2 separate regions of the Homo sapiens genome follow, and region 1 is linked to region 2. A link is a contact called in ENCODE Hi-C or POLR2A ChIA-PET data. All regions are on one chromosome and are shown on one strand. The core of a region is the stretch at or near the end of the contact, and the rest is flanking DNA. Distances in the headings are between cores, read along the strand shown.

Evidence for each region. A loop is a pair of places that touch in the nucleus more often than their neighbours do. ChIA-PET counts read pairs that join two places held with the same protein, here RNA polymerase II (POLR2A). Pooled maps may share reads with other maps.
Region 1: a loop to region 2 is called in a map with no recorded cell type, with 2.2 times the contacts of the local background. The contact joins two enhancer-like sites. A Hi-C loop is called at or near these places in 1 of 37 single-sample maps with no recorded cell type and 1 of 50 pooled maps. POLR2A ChIA-PET finds 5 or more read pairs at or near these places in 1 of 52 experiments (common myeloid progenitor, CD34-positive).

What each region holds. Positions count from the first base shown.
Region 1 is chr2:8,538,892-8,545,125 of GRCh38, reverse strand. No RefSeq gene overlaps it. Among named protein-coding and RNA genes, the nearest start is that of LINC01814, 42 kb to the left of the region's middle. RefSeq lists a silencer at 1-167 and enhancers at 673-732, 395-901, 902-1,408, 1,383-1,672, 1,683-1,732 and 2 more. Within about 2 kb of position 1,830, at least 27 of the 41 ENCODE cell types and tissues checked have a DNase peak (open chromatin) inside an H3K27ac peak, as active enhancers do.
Region 2 is chr2:7,703,671-7,710,549 of GRCh38, reverse strand. No RefSeq gene overlaps it. Among named protein-coding and RNA genes, the nearest start is that of LINC01871, 19 kb to the left of the region's middle. Within about 2 kb of position 3,574, at least 2 of the 41 ENCODE cell types and tissues checked have a DNase peak (open chromatin) inside an H3K27ac peak, as active enhancers do.

The DNA of each region.
Region 1 (6,234 bases), core at 581-3,080, 840 kb before region 2:
CCCGTCTAGCTCACCCGAGAGCTGGACCGGGCGCCAGCAGAGGGGGCTGCGCACGCTCCGTGGAGCAGGTGCACTCTGCCACCTCCGAGAGATGGGAAGGGGACCCTCACCCTCTGTCCCAGCTGTGCCCTGCTCCCTGTGAGGGACCAAGGCCTGGGTCACAAGTTCAATAGCAGATGCTGCTTCTTGTCACAGCAGCTTGTCCCACAGCAGGCCACACAGAAGCCACCCTGTTCTGGCTGCCCCTGGAAGCACCTTGGGTCTGCCTTGGTGCAGAGAGGGTGGGTCCCCCTTGCTGGGCTGCTTGGGATGGTGTCCTGGGTGGACATGCAGCTTGGGCCACTGGGAAGATGCGATTAAACACTGACCACCCCATTTTCTTTCTGGGTGAAGCATCAGGGCCCAGGCAAGCCTCCTCCACTGTGCTCACTCCCCCTCTCTCCTCTGACCCCTTCTCTCCTCTTCCCATCTCAGCACCTAGCGGCACGCTGTGAGCAGAGGTCGTCGGGGCAGAGACCCCAGTCAGACTTTGAATCTGGGCTCTGCCCCTCATAGGTGGATAGGTGGTGGAACCCAGGGCCAGGCCTATTTAATCCTGAGCCTCCCTTTGCACATCCGTAAAATGGGGATAGTCTTAGCTGCCTCCTAGGGTATGTGAACAGGAGTGGGATGATGCATGGAAGGATCCAGCATGCCACCTGGCTGATACTTTCTCCTCACTAGGGATTCTGAAGGGCCCGCCCTTGGCATTGGCTGAAACGCGGTGGGAGTATTGAAAACGCTGGACCTGTAACTCCACAGAGAAGCGCCTCCCCACCTCAACACCAGCACTGTTCTCAATGTGTGGTGGCCTCTCCCTGCCTGAGAGCTGGTCATTTTGGCTTCAGGGAGCCGGGTGAGGCAATGCACGGCCAGCAGGTCATTTGACCTCAACAGCGCAGGCTCTGCCGGCTGCGATTCCATCACCCCTGGACTAGCAGAACCACTGCCTTTGCAGGAGTCTCAAAGGCCTGGGCTTTTGGGGGTGCTTCTCCGCCACTCCTGACTGCTTCTTTCCCTTCGGGGGCCGTGGCTGGTGCCTGCTGCGGGGTCATTGCGTGACGCGAGCACCGCAGCATCTCAGGTGCACGCGCCCTTCGATGGCCCTGAGGTGCCCGGGAGCAGGCGAGGGCCGAGTCTTAACAGCTCCACTTCCTGTCCCCGAGTCTATCTGCCACTGCTCTGTAGAGTCCTACAGTTTATCTGTGGTCAGTTTTCTTACCCATTTCCTGCCAGCTGCTACTGGTTTTTTAGTCAGCTCTGACAGCTACGGTAATTGGGAAAGGACGCAGGCTGCTGGGGCCGGGTGATTCACCAGCTCTGGCCAACAGGGACAAGGAGCACAGACGGAGGCACCCCGTCGGTCCCCCAGGGCCTGGTCCCCCAGGCTTCAATGAGTGAGACACAGAAAAGACCCAGGGGCACACTCATTGTGAACCGAAAGCTGATCTCTGTGCACGCGCGCGTGCATGTGACATAAGGGAATTTTTTTTTTTTGAATGTGCCAGAGCCAATATAAATGGTTTCATGTTTTGAGAAGTCAGAACATAACTCCAGGCTGAGTGAGGCCCCTCTCCCGGGGAGCCCCATGTTTTCTCTGAGGTGTAACTGCGGTGAGTTGTCTGTGCCTCAGATTAGGATACTGGAGTCACACTTAACATTTTATTTCATGGCATTTCCAAAAACGAAGGGAAAACCCCCATTGCAGCAAATGACTCCTCCAAATAGAAAACTTTGTGTCTGTTTTGTAAATGCTGTGGAAGGGAGTTTTGGAGCTGCCTCACTGTCAGTCATCGCCCAGCCAGGTGCCTTTGGTTGCTGAGTGTTGCACTCAGGGGTGGGCTGCTGGCTGCCGAGCAGTGCCCCTCAGAGGCGGGGGCAGGACCAGCCACACAGCCTCACCTGTCTGGGCCTCTGGAGCCAGCGCCTCCGAGTTTTACCTGACTCTCCGGGTGGCCCTGTTGCCTACTCTAGTGTGAGAAGCACCTCTCTAGACTTTACTGGAAGCTAATATTAATTTTATTGATAGCCGTGGGTTATGGAGCATGAAAATGATCCTCCAATGCAGAATGAAATGACCCACTTCACACAGATTTACTGCCTTCCTCCCAGGCACCAGGATCTGTGCTGGGCACAGCAAGGGACCACCTGGCCTCGGGAGCTAAGGGCTCTGTCTCCAGGGGTCCCAGTCTGGAGAAGGTGGGTAAAGCAAACAAGGAAGCCTCCTAATAAGAAGTTCCCTAATCAGACATGGACTTTGCTGCCAGGAGCACCCAGTGGGGCCAGCCTGGGGCCCAGGGAGGTAAGCAGAAGGGGCTCACTGTAGTAGTAGGTGAGACACAAACAGTTTCATCCATGGGTAGGAAATAGATGAGGGGGAGGGAGAGAGTTAGGAGATGGTCATGGAGATTGCGGGTGCTAAGAATGGCCTTGGTGGGTTTGGGGTCATCCCTGCTCTGACACTGTACAGCACAGTCAGCTTGAACCAGTCCCTGACCTCTCTAAGGATCAGTTTTCTCATCCATGCAATGGGTTTAATGATAGTTCCTTTTGTGATTGTTGTGATACTTCAATGAGAGAATAATGCAAAGTGCTTAGTGCAGCCCTCACTAAGCTCAGTAAGGAGGGTGACTGCATCTGAGGGCAGTGGGAGCCACTGAGGGGGTTTCAGCCGGTGAGTGACGGGAGCAGATTTTTTTTTCTTGAATAATTCCTGGAAATGCTTTGATCATTTAGGCCAGCAGAGGCTCTTGGTTGAGCATGAGACGCATGAACCATTAAGATTGCAGGATATAATCATGTGCAAATTTTAGACAATACCTGAAATCCTAAAATGCATTTCCTTTTTCCCATCGCCATAGTTTTGGATCCTAAAATCAACCAAAAGCAGAATCTGACCACTTTCCAAAGCAATGGTCCTTTAGATTGAGAACAAAATCGTGGAACAGCGCTTCATTTTTCCCGTCTCAAGAAGTCACAAGGCCCAGAATGCAAGAAAATCATGGCTTTTCGATGACCAGGCCTTGTTGGAATGGCTGAGAAGCTCCTCAGCCCCGACCAGGTGCAGTGACTGCATTCGGCTCTCACGGAGCAGGTCTGAGTGGAGCCAGGATTTGCTCTGTTCAAAGATAAAAACCACTGGAGAGGGAAGCAGCAGATCACAGGGAGCGATCTCAATCCTATAGGGGCCTGCTCCGGGGTGTTTTGCACGAGGCTCCATGTTAAATAAGCCTCCATTCGAGCGCAGCCTCAGGACGGCCATCCTTCATTCCTCTCAGTCACACACCTTCCACTTCAGGATGGCCATCCTTCATTCCTCCCAGTCATGCACCTTCCACTGCCTGGTTCTCTGAGCGCTTCCGTCTAGCGGGAGAGACGCCTTCGACCAATAATTGCACATAGGTCTGGATGATGCCCAGCCACAGTCACTCCTCTAAAAGCAAGGAACTTGCTTCTGCAGAGTCAAACGGAGCTCACGTGAGGTTCCTGGAGGCACTGAGGTTTCTTTCTAGTCTCCTGTTTTGCACAGACCTTTTTCTTACTGAGCAATTCACTATCTGCTGGCTTCGGAAGAGGTGGATTGGGTTTCAGGTGGGGGCACCAAGAAGCAGCCAGATGTCCAAATTTGGAGGCAACTCAGGCCACCCAAGTGCCTGCACAGGAAAATGTATGCAGCTGCCGTGCCACATCAAAGGCAGGTGGTCCAGGGTGATCCGGGTGCTATTCGTGGCACAGGCACCAAAGTACTGTCATCCGAAGCATCCTCTATCTCGGTTTCCTCATCTCTAAAATGGGGCTCCATCTAAGTTTTCTGGTTCTGCAAAAACTCCTGAGCAAACCACTTCACTAGCCAGGAACCTGGTATGCCTGCCATGCCTGGGGCAGGCAGGGCTTTCCAATTTCCTCCCCAAGGTTTTCTGAGAATTCATCTGACAGTGTCTGTAAATGTCCCTCCATTCTCTTTCATAGAGGAAATGCTCACATTAGAAGAAAGTCTCTTATGACCAGCACTCCCCACTTTCAAGGTAGAATTTTTCTTGGCTCCCACAGCCCTGGGCTGGCTTCTGCACAGCCTCCCAGGGTCTTTTCCTAACCCACAAGTTGGATTCTGCCACTGGTCTTGCCTAATTCCCACTAAGAGCCCCTACGGGAAGACACCAGGGCTCTTTCCATCACCTGCCTCCCCTTGCCCTTCTGAAGGGCATGTGGCAGCAGCACAGAGCAGCTTCAGGCTCCCCAGTGGGGCTGGGCTCTTCCCAAGTCTCAGAGCCTCCCTTTGCATGCCCTTTCCTCTGATTGGCTCTGCAAACTCCTCTTCATCCTTCAGAACCCAGCTCTGTGATCAGCCTCTCTGGGAGGCCTTCCTCAACCTCCTTGTTCCCCTGATGACGGATTCCCTTCATCCACAGGCTCAGAGTCAGGGTCATGGGGAACCCTGAGGCCTGTTCCTGGTCATCCTGTAGGCCAGCCAGAGTGCCTCTCTCACTTTTGGGGAGCAGAGGCACATCCTCCTTGGTCCCACTTCATGGCCAGACTCCTGTCCATTGACCTCCCCAGCAAAGAAGCCTGGAATTCCTGTTTCAGAAAACCCTGCATGAGGCAGGCTGACTGCAGGGAGGGCTGCCACAGAGCTTGGCGATGGTAGAGACACCATTTCAGGCTGAAAGTGGAGTGGAGCTGATGAGAAGGGTCTCTGGGAAGGAGGGCTCAGCACAGCCCAACTGAAGGCAATTGCGAGGGTCCCCGCTTGTGTGTACAGCAGCCAGGGTTGTTCCACGGTGGGTAGGAGGGTATGGGGAGGGGACAGTGGTCCTGGAGGCCCCAGGGAAGGGTGGGAAGCCAGCTGTCTCAAGGATCCTCCTGCCCTTGCTGCCACCTTCAGGAGGGAGCAGTGGCCGTGAGAAAGGAAATAGAGACAGGGAGGGAGAGCCTGGCAGCCTGTCCTATTCCTGCCCCAGGCGACTGGCTTGTGACATGCAGATAGCTCCCTGGGTCTGGTTTTTCCTGTTACTGAAATTGCTGCTGCATGAAATTCTCTGGGCTAGGTCAGAAGTGGCAGCTGGGGAGTGTGCCCATGTGTGTAAAATGTCTCAGCTTAAAGAAACAGGAAATTCAGGACCAACTCGAACTCTGCGGCCCACGCCTTGTTTCCTAGAAAGGAAGGGGTCCATAACACGGGAGGCTGGGGCCCCGGGGTGAGGACAGGGATGACACAGGAGGCTGGGGTCCCCCAGTGGGGCCAGGGATGATATGGGGGGCTGGGGCCCTGCAGCGAGGACGGGGATGACACGGGAGGCTGGGGTGTCCCACTGGGGTTGGGGATGAGACAGGAGGCTGGATCCCTAGTGGGGTTGGGGATGACACAGGAGGCTGGGATCCCCCAGTGTGGTTGGGGATGACATGGGAGGCTGGGACCCCCCAAGTGGGGTCGGGGCTTTGGCCCAGAGAGGAATGGGCTTCTGGCCTCTGTCCTTGCCTGGGTCCAGGGCAGTCTCCTGACCCACTGGGTCTCTTTTCCTCTCTGCTCTAATAGAATGCCGCCAAGAGCTCGTGCCTGCTGGCCTGGGAGGGTCTGGTTAGAGGAGGATGAAGCTCTGCTTGGAGAAGCTCTGGATGCTGGGTGCTGCCTGGTCTGGACTTTGTCCTGAGCAATCTTGGGGAAATGGTCCGAGTGAAGTGCAGGGCAACTCCTGGAGGGAAGACAGGTGACAGCGAGATAAGAAGGGGCAGCGGTAGCCTCGGGGTCTGGATCTGGGAGGTTCCTGGGACTGGGCAGTGGGGCAGCCATTTTCTTCATAGTCAAGTAAACCGAAGCCTTGAGAAGCCGAGTGCATGGCCCACGGTCCCAGGCTCTTTGCTGCTTGACACCTGCACCAGAATATAGGTCCCTGCACGTGGCCACCTTTCCAGTAGGTGGTTCGAGATGTCCCCACTCTGAATTCCAGGGCTGGGCACTTGGCCAGCTCCCACATCCTCCTCTCCCTTAGGGAGAAGTGCAGCGGTCTTGGGGCCACTCCACACTGGGGCGTCTGGGCTGGAAGTCACCCCAGGAAGCACCTGTGGGCCTGGCTAATCAGGGCCCGATGAAGGACACAGACTTCTAACCCCCAAGGCCCTCAGAATAACTGGGTCTGGCTTCCTGGGTCCAGCTGAACAGCTCTTGAGCTGGGGCTGTTTGGGAGATCTCTGTTTCTG
Region 2 (6,879 bases), core at 2,325-4,824:
AGCCCCCATTATTTTGTAACCCTAAGGTGGTGTATAAGCTTCTGGGTCTTCATTCTGAAGGCTCCTGTGTATACACATAGAATAAATGTGTATGCCTTTTCTCCTGTTAATCAATCTGCCTCATGTCAGTGATTTTTTAAGTGAACCCTTAGAGAACCAAGGGGCTGTGGCCCCCATATGAGATCTTTTGGGAAAGTTGCAGAGGTTGTGTTTTGTACAGAGGTCATTTGGAGAGAGAAGCTTGTGGCACAGATGCTACGAGGCAAGATAAGGAGACAGAGAAACGTCAAGGAGGAGGAGGAAGAGGAAGCAGCTGTTTTCCATGTGGGAGCCATGGGAGCTGCAGGCCTTTCCAGGCTGAGATATGTGGGTGTTCGGCTGGATTCCAGTGAGCGGAACTCACAGCTCTTCCACCCCTGCCCATCTCACCTACAGAGATGCTTCTGTCCCTACCAGCTGAGCTGAGTGACTCAACCCAAGCAGCTGAGTCAGGCCACAAAGAAAGCTGTCTCTACCATGGGGATACCATGAACTTTGGGGATGTTTCTACTTGAAGACGACTCTGTTGTTGGCTCTGTGGGAGCATGAACCTTAGCCTCCTGCTGAATGGCACATGTCTTATTCTGCTCAGGCTGCTAGAAGAAAATACTGTAGACAAGAGACATTTATTTTTCACAGTTCTGGAAGCTGGAAGTCCAAGAACAAGGTGCTGGCAGATTCTGTTCCTGGTGAGGGCTCTTTTCCTGGCTTGCAGGTGGCTGCCTTCTGACTGTTCTCATATGGCAGACAGGGAGAGAGAGAGAAAGTGCTCTGGTCTCTCTTCCTTTTCTTATAAGGATAAAAATCCCATCAAGAGAGCCCCACCCTCGTGATGTCATCTAACCCTAAGTACCTGCCAAAGGTCCCACCTCTAAACACCATCACACTGGGTGTTAGAGCTTCAACATATACATTTTGGAAGAGCCCAGATAGTCAGTCCATAACACTGCACCTTCATGTATGTCCTCTTACTGTGCGTATGATGGGGAAAAAGAGCCTGGGAGAGAAAGGCCAGTTTGCCTTGGCCTAAAATGCCTGTACGTTGAGTGGAGGACAGTGCTGTGTGGCCCATCATTTATGATTATTCTTTCAAGATATATAATATTTCAAACCTACTTGAGAGTGGCTCTTCCAGCTATCACTCTTTCTGGAACTCCTGTATTTTGATACAAGAAGGTGAATATTTAGAACTTTTAATAACCTTGTGGGTATGGGGTTGAAGCAGGGAGTAAACAAATCTCAGAGTGCTGATCTGGGGCTTTTCTTAGGTGAATCTGGTTTTCTGACAAACATAATTACATGCCTCAAATACCTCTTCTCTCCACAGCCAAATCTGTTTATTCTATATATAAAACCCTTATCCCATTAAATATTAGCTCAGTATTAATCTTCATTAAAATTAAACAGCAAGGAAGGAAGATTAAGGTCTATCAGTCACTTAACTTACTAGTGCACTACTCATTTTCCTCCTGCTGTTTAGCATAAGAAGGTGGGGCTAAGGGGAGGTTCCTAGGAAATATTTTTTCTTCTTTTTTTGAGACAGTCTCACTCTGTCACCCAGCCTGGAGTGCAGGGGCACGATCTTGGCTCACTGCAACCTCTGCCTCCCAGGTTCAAGCAATTCTCCTGCCTCAGCCTCCCAAGTAGCTGGGACTACAGGCAAGTTCCATCATGCCTGGCTAATTTTTGTATTTTTAGCAGAGACGAGGTTTCGCCATGTTGGCCAGGTTGGTCTCGAACTCCTGACCTCAGGTGATCCACCTGCCTGGGCTTCCCAAAGTGCTGGGCTTACAGGCATGAGCCACCACACCCACCCAGAAATTTTGATGAGGGAATTAATTGGATGCTGATGTTGTAGCCCACGACTTCTTGAGAAATGGGGCTTACTGAAATCACTATTAGTGGGCTATGGGGCCATGAAGAAAGGGCTAGTAGGGTAGATAGGAAGATACTCCATGCTCAGCAATATTTCAGGAAACTGGTTCTCACCCTCTCTCCCTTTCTTCTCCTGGGAGCTGTATGTCATTCTAGTACAGTTCAAGTCCATCATGGGTTCACCAGGGTTTAGTCGACATGTTAAGCATCATGTAGAATGTTGATGTTACTGAAAGAAAATGTGGCTTAGGTTCTCAGCAACCAAATTTCAATTTAATTTTTGTACAATAGTCAGTGTGGAAAGAAAGAGGGACTTCTTACTATACTTGCAAATGTGTAAAGCTGTGCTATTTTCAGAACAGCCTGGGATGTAAGGACCATATGTAACCCTCTGGTCATCTAATCCCAAACCCTTAATTAAAAAGGAGGAAAGGGGCCACCAGAGAAGATGAGTGTCTTGCTCTAAGCCAAGCTGCTGACTGAAGAATAGGGACCCCAGAGTTCAGCTGAGGGTCTTCTCTTCTGTCTGTGATGCCTCCCTCAATCTATCTCCCTTCCCATCTCTTCCTTCTGCCTCTAGTACTGCTCCTACCCAACCCCGCCCCCATCTCTAGATCTTCCCTATCTACACTTGTTTCTGATTCACGTGGAAATAGCTCTGGCTCTACTCATCTTTTGCCCTGGCTCTACTTATTTCTTGTTAGTTAAGACATCCTGACTTTAATGAAGGTAAAGAGCCTGCAGGGGTGGGCAGAGTGGAACTAAAATGCCAGTGGGATGAGTAGAGCATGATTCATTCTTAAGTCTGTCCTGGCTCAGGGAAACTTTGAGGAGAAGGAGAGTAGAGGGGCTTATAGACTCATTACTTAGAAAAGCATTATGATGAAGGATATGTATCTGTGATAGACCCACAGTGCACATAGGAATGATAGGAACTGACATTATGTTTTAGGAAAAGCAGATTTGTCCTTGACTGGAAATGGAAATGGTGATAGTAAGAAGCAATTCTCCATTCAGCTATGAATACAAATCTCTAATTTTAATACATTGAAAAGGTTTGCTTTTAGGAATTCAAAAAGTATATACTTTCCTAAGTAGTGGGTGCATGTTTAATTAAACACTACCTTGAATTCACTGGGCCTGCCATGCTTCTGGTGTTTCACACTTTGATGTCCGGATAGTAGGCGGTGGGAGCCCCAGGGCCACAGCTGAAATGGTAAAGGGAGACAGATGTCCAGGCTAGAGTCAGCAATCCTGGGTCTGAGACCTTTAAGCTATTAGAGCATGTCAATAGACTGATACTGAGAAAGCCAGACAGGTAAAGGGTGAAAATGAGGAGCAGCTGTAGTGTATTAAGAAAAGCACAGAATTACAGCCAAGCTGCCATGGGTTTGAATCTTAGCTTCATACCATACAAATTGTGTAAACTTGGCAAGGACTTGTCTTTTTTTTTTATTTGTAAGGAAAAGTTGGATGATAACTTCCTCCACAATAATATATTTGACATTCAAAACTAATATATGAGGAAAAACTTAGCACAATACCTGGCATGGAATAGGTGATTAATAATTGCTGAGCACATTTGAATATTAAATAAGTAGGCAAGTAGCAGAGGTCAAGATGCGAGGGGTGAAGAAGCCGAGATTTGTTGTGAGTCATGGTGATGTGTATGGACAGTCAAACCTCTGTGACCTGAACTATGGAAACAATCAAGACTATAAGGGAAAGAACAATAAAAAAAAATCTATCAAGCAATTATGTATAGCCTTTCTACATTCTCTTATATGCATTCTCATGGAAACACCAGAAATAAGAATTTTTGTCTCATTTTATAACAACTGTAATCAAGAAAATGAGGCTTCTAAGAGCTTTTCCGAAGACACACAGTTGGTCAGGTAGATAGTGAATGGAACCCAAGCCAATTTGATTCCAAAGCTCAGGATTATTCCATGCTGCTTAATGCTTCACTTAACCTAACCTCTAGGGCTCTGGTTCTGTACAAGATGGAGCAGGCTCACACCTTCTTCTCTCTCCCACTGAATGCAATTTAGAGAGAAATTGTAGCATTAATGCTTCCATTAGAAAAAAGCAAGGGCTCAGGCCGGGCGCGGTGGCTCACGGCTGTAATCCCAGCCCTTTGGGAGGCCGAGGTGGGCAGATCACCAGGTCAGGAGATCGAGACCATCCTGGCTAACACGATGAAACCTCGTCTCTACTAAAAATACAAAAAATTAGCCGGGCCTGATGGCGGGTGCCTGTAGTCCCAGCTACTCGGGAGGCTGAGGCAGGAGAATGGCGTGAACCCGGGAGGTGGAGCTTGCAGTGAGCTGAGATCGCGCCACTGCAGTCCAGCCAGGGAGACAGAGCGAGACTCCGTCTCAAAAAAAAAAAAAAAGGAAAGAAAAAAGCAAGGGCTCAAGTCAATCAAAGAAACCAGAAATGAAAGAGCAATATAAACACAAAGCAGGCCGAAGGGAGGAAATGAAAAGGAGCAGAAATCAATGAAATTAAAAAGAACAACAGAAACCCAGTAGAGAAAAATCAATAATACCCAAAACCTGTGGTTTGAAAAGGCCAATGGAATTGATAAACCTCTAGCAAGAATGACTAAGAAAAAAGGAAGAAAGATATAAATTGACCAATATGGGGAGTAATAGAGAAGATGGCAGCAGATTCACAGACATTTAATAGCAAATAAGGAAATTCCATTTATGATCATTAAGATCTTGGGAAAATTGCTTAACCTTAGTTCTTCACTCCATCCCCCAGGCTGAAGTGCTGTGGTGCCATCGGGGCTCACTGTAGCTTTGACCTCCTGGGGTCAAGCCATCTTCTTGCCTCAGCCCCCAAGTAGCAGATACTACAGGCACATGCAACCTGTAATTAAGAAATTAATTAAAAAATTAATCTTTAAATTTTTTTTTTTTAGAGTGGAAGTCTTGCTGTTTTTCCCAGGCTGATGAACTTTTAGGCTCAAAGGAAACTTCCACCTGGGTTCTTAATTTAACCATAATTCTTACATCAATAAAATTAGAATATATTACCATAAATCATCATGGAAGATTGTTGTAGGGATCAAAAACTATAACTAGATTGATAGATAGATAGATAGATAGATAGATAGATAGATAGATAGATACAACTGAATGAGATTCCTGGTATTTGAGAACGGTTCCACAAGGATAAGAAGGCATTTCCCTTCTTCCATGGAATCTTTTTGTTCTTGGAGTTTGGAATCACATACTGAGATTTTGCAATTTTAAGATTATATTCGTGTTTACTTCTTCCTCCACATTTCACAGATATCCTTTATTTTTTGTTGGTGGATAAATACCTGCAGGTTTTCACACCTGTTTCTTTTTCAGGAGAATGCAAATCTACAAAAAATAATCAGTTTCTTTACTGACAGGTGGATGTTTAGTAAAGTTTCATGGTAATTAAAACCATATTCTAAATATTTAAATAAGCAGCATAAAATACAAAAATAAGTTTATATTCATTAATTTCCTGCACATTACTCAAAAACATCAAATGTTTCTTTTAAAGCCTTTTGTTTGATTTGGGAATTTGTGAGCCTTCAAAGAGATGACATAGAAATTGATGAGATTATAGGATATCCATTTTCTATTAGAATTATAAAATCATACTTAAAAAATAGAAATGTTAGAATAATGTTAACCACTGGTAATGGATAGAGAAATATGATTTCTTAAAATTCATATAAATCTGGTAATTTTATTATTTTAACATTTATCTCAAACCAAACAATTTTTAAATGTAATTTATGTGGCCATTCTATTCCAGAGCAAATTGGGAGACAAACATGAGAGGAATATATGGAGTTGAAATAAATGGAAAGCTTATAGGGTAGTCACCATCACACAAAACAAATTTGTACTTTCAGAAAATGTACTCAGCATGCTGTCTTGTTATATAAATGACCCTGTGTTTGTTGCACAAGTTCTAGTATGCAAAAATGTGGAAAGTCCTCCCTCCCTGATTCAGGAGGCACAGTGAAGTACAGGCATTTTCTTTACTTGTACTTGTAATTTTCTTTTCATCTTCTTTCTCCTCTTTCTTCTGCAGACATATTCGAGTGGTTAGCAGTCTATTTTTGAGACGTAAGAAGTGAAGATCAGACGTCTTCTCCAGTAACTCACCTTTAGCCAATCAAAGCACAGAGTAATGTCGCTCTTCTTTCCTTTCCCCTTTAGCAATGCATACCATATGCCAGTTAAAACTGTCTTTTCTCCTTCTCTCTCTCTTTCCGATATTTCACTACAAACAGAATCTCTTCTGGATTATTATTACCAATCGGTTCCATTTATGGATGATGAAAAACAGAAAGATGTACTCAGAATAGACATGCGGCAAATCACACAGTCCAAATGCCCAGAGTGAGGACATCGTGCTGCAAAGCAGTAATTCTCCTCGACAGACTTGGCCATACCAATCTTGACATTGGGCAAATTAGCCAGGCCAGGAGTGAATAAAAAGAGGAGACAGGTGTGAAATCACCTTCCTGCCTCCCAGGATGAATATGTTGCACACTGAAGTGCGATGCACCTGCACTATTGTTTCTGGGGAAAAAATAGCTTTTAAGAGCAAATACTCTTGAGCCTAGATGGAGACAAGCTACTCCTGTGTAATTTGAGTATAAATGGGTCCTTTTTTCCTTTTATGATGGTTTATATTGTGTTAACTCTTTGAGGAAATGGCTTTAAAGCTCAATTTAAACATTTAGCTGCTGCTTGCTTTAAATAGAGAGGGGCCAGGAGGCCAGAGGGGGATGTAATTTCTGGAATGGCTGCTATTCTTTAGGAACGCCTGCATCAGGGGATCCCACATGCTGTGCAGCAGAACCCAGCCCTGTGGTCAGAGCTCTATCCTGATTTCTTTGTGACTAGAAGTTAGAGGTAGTTGGTTTGGTTCTGTGCTCACCGTCCTCCTGGCTGTTATGGCATG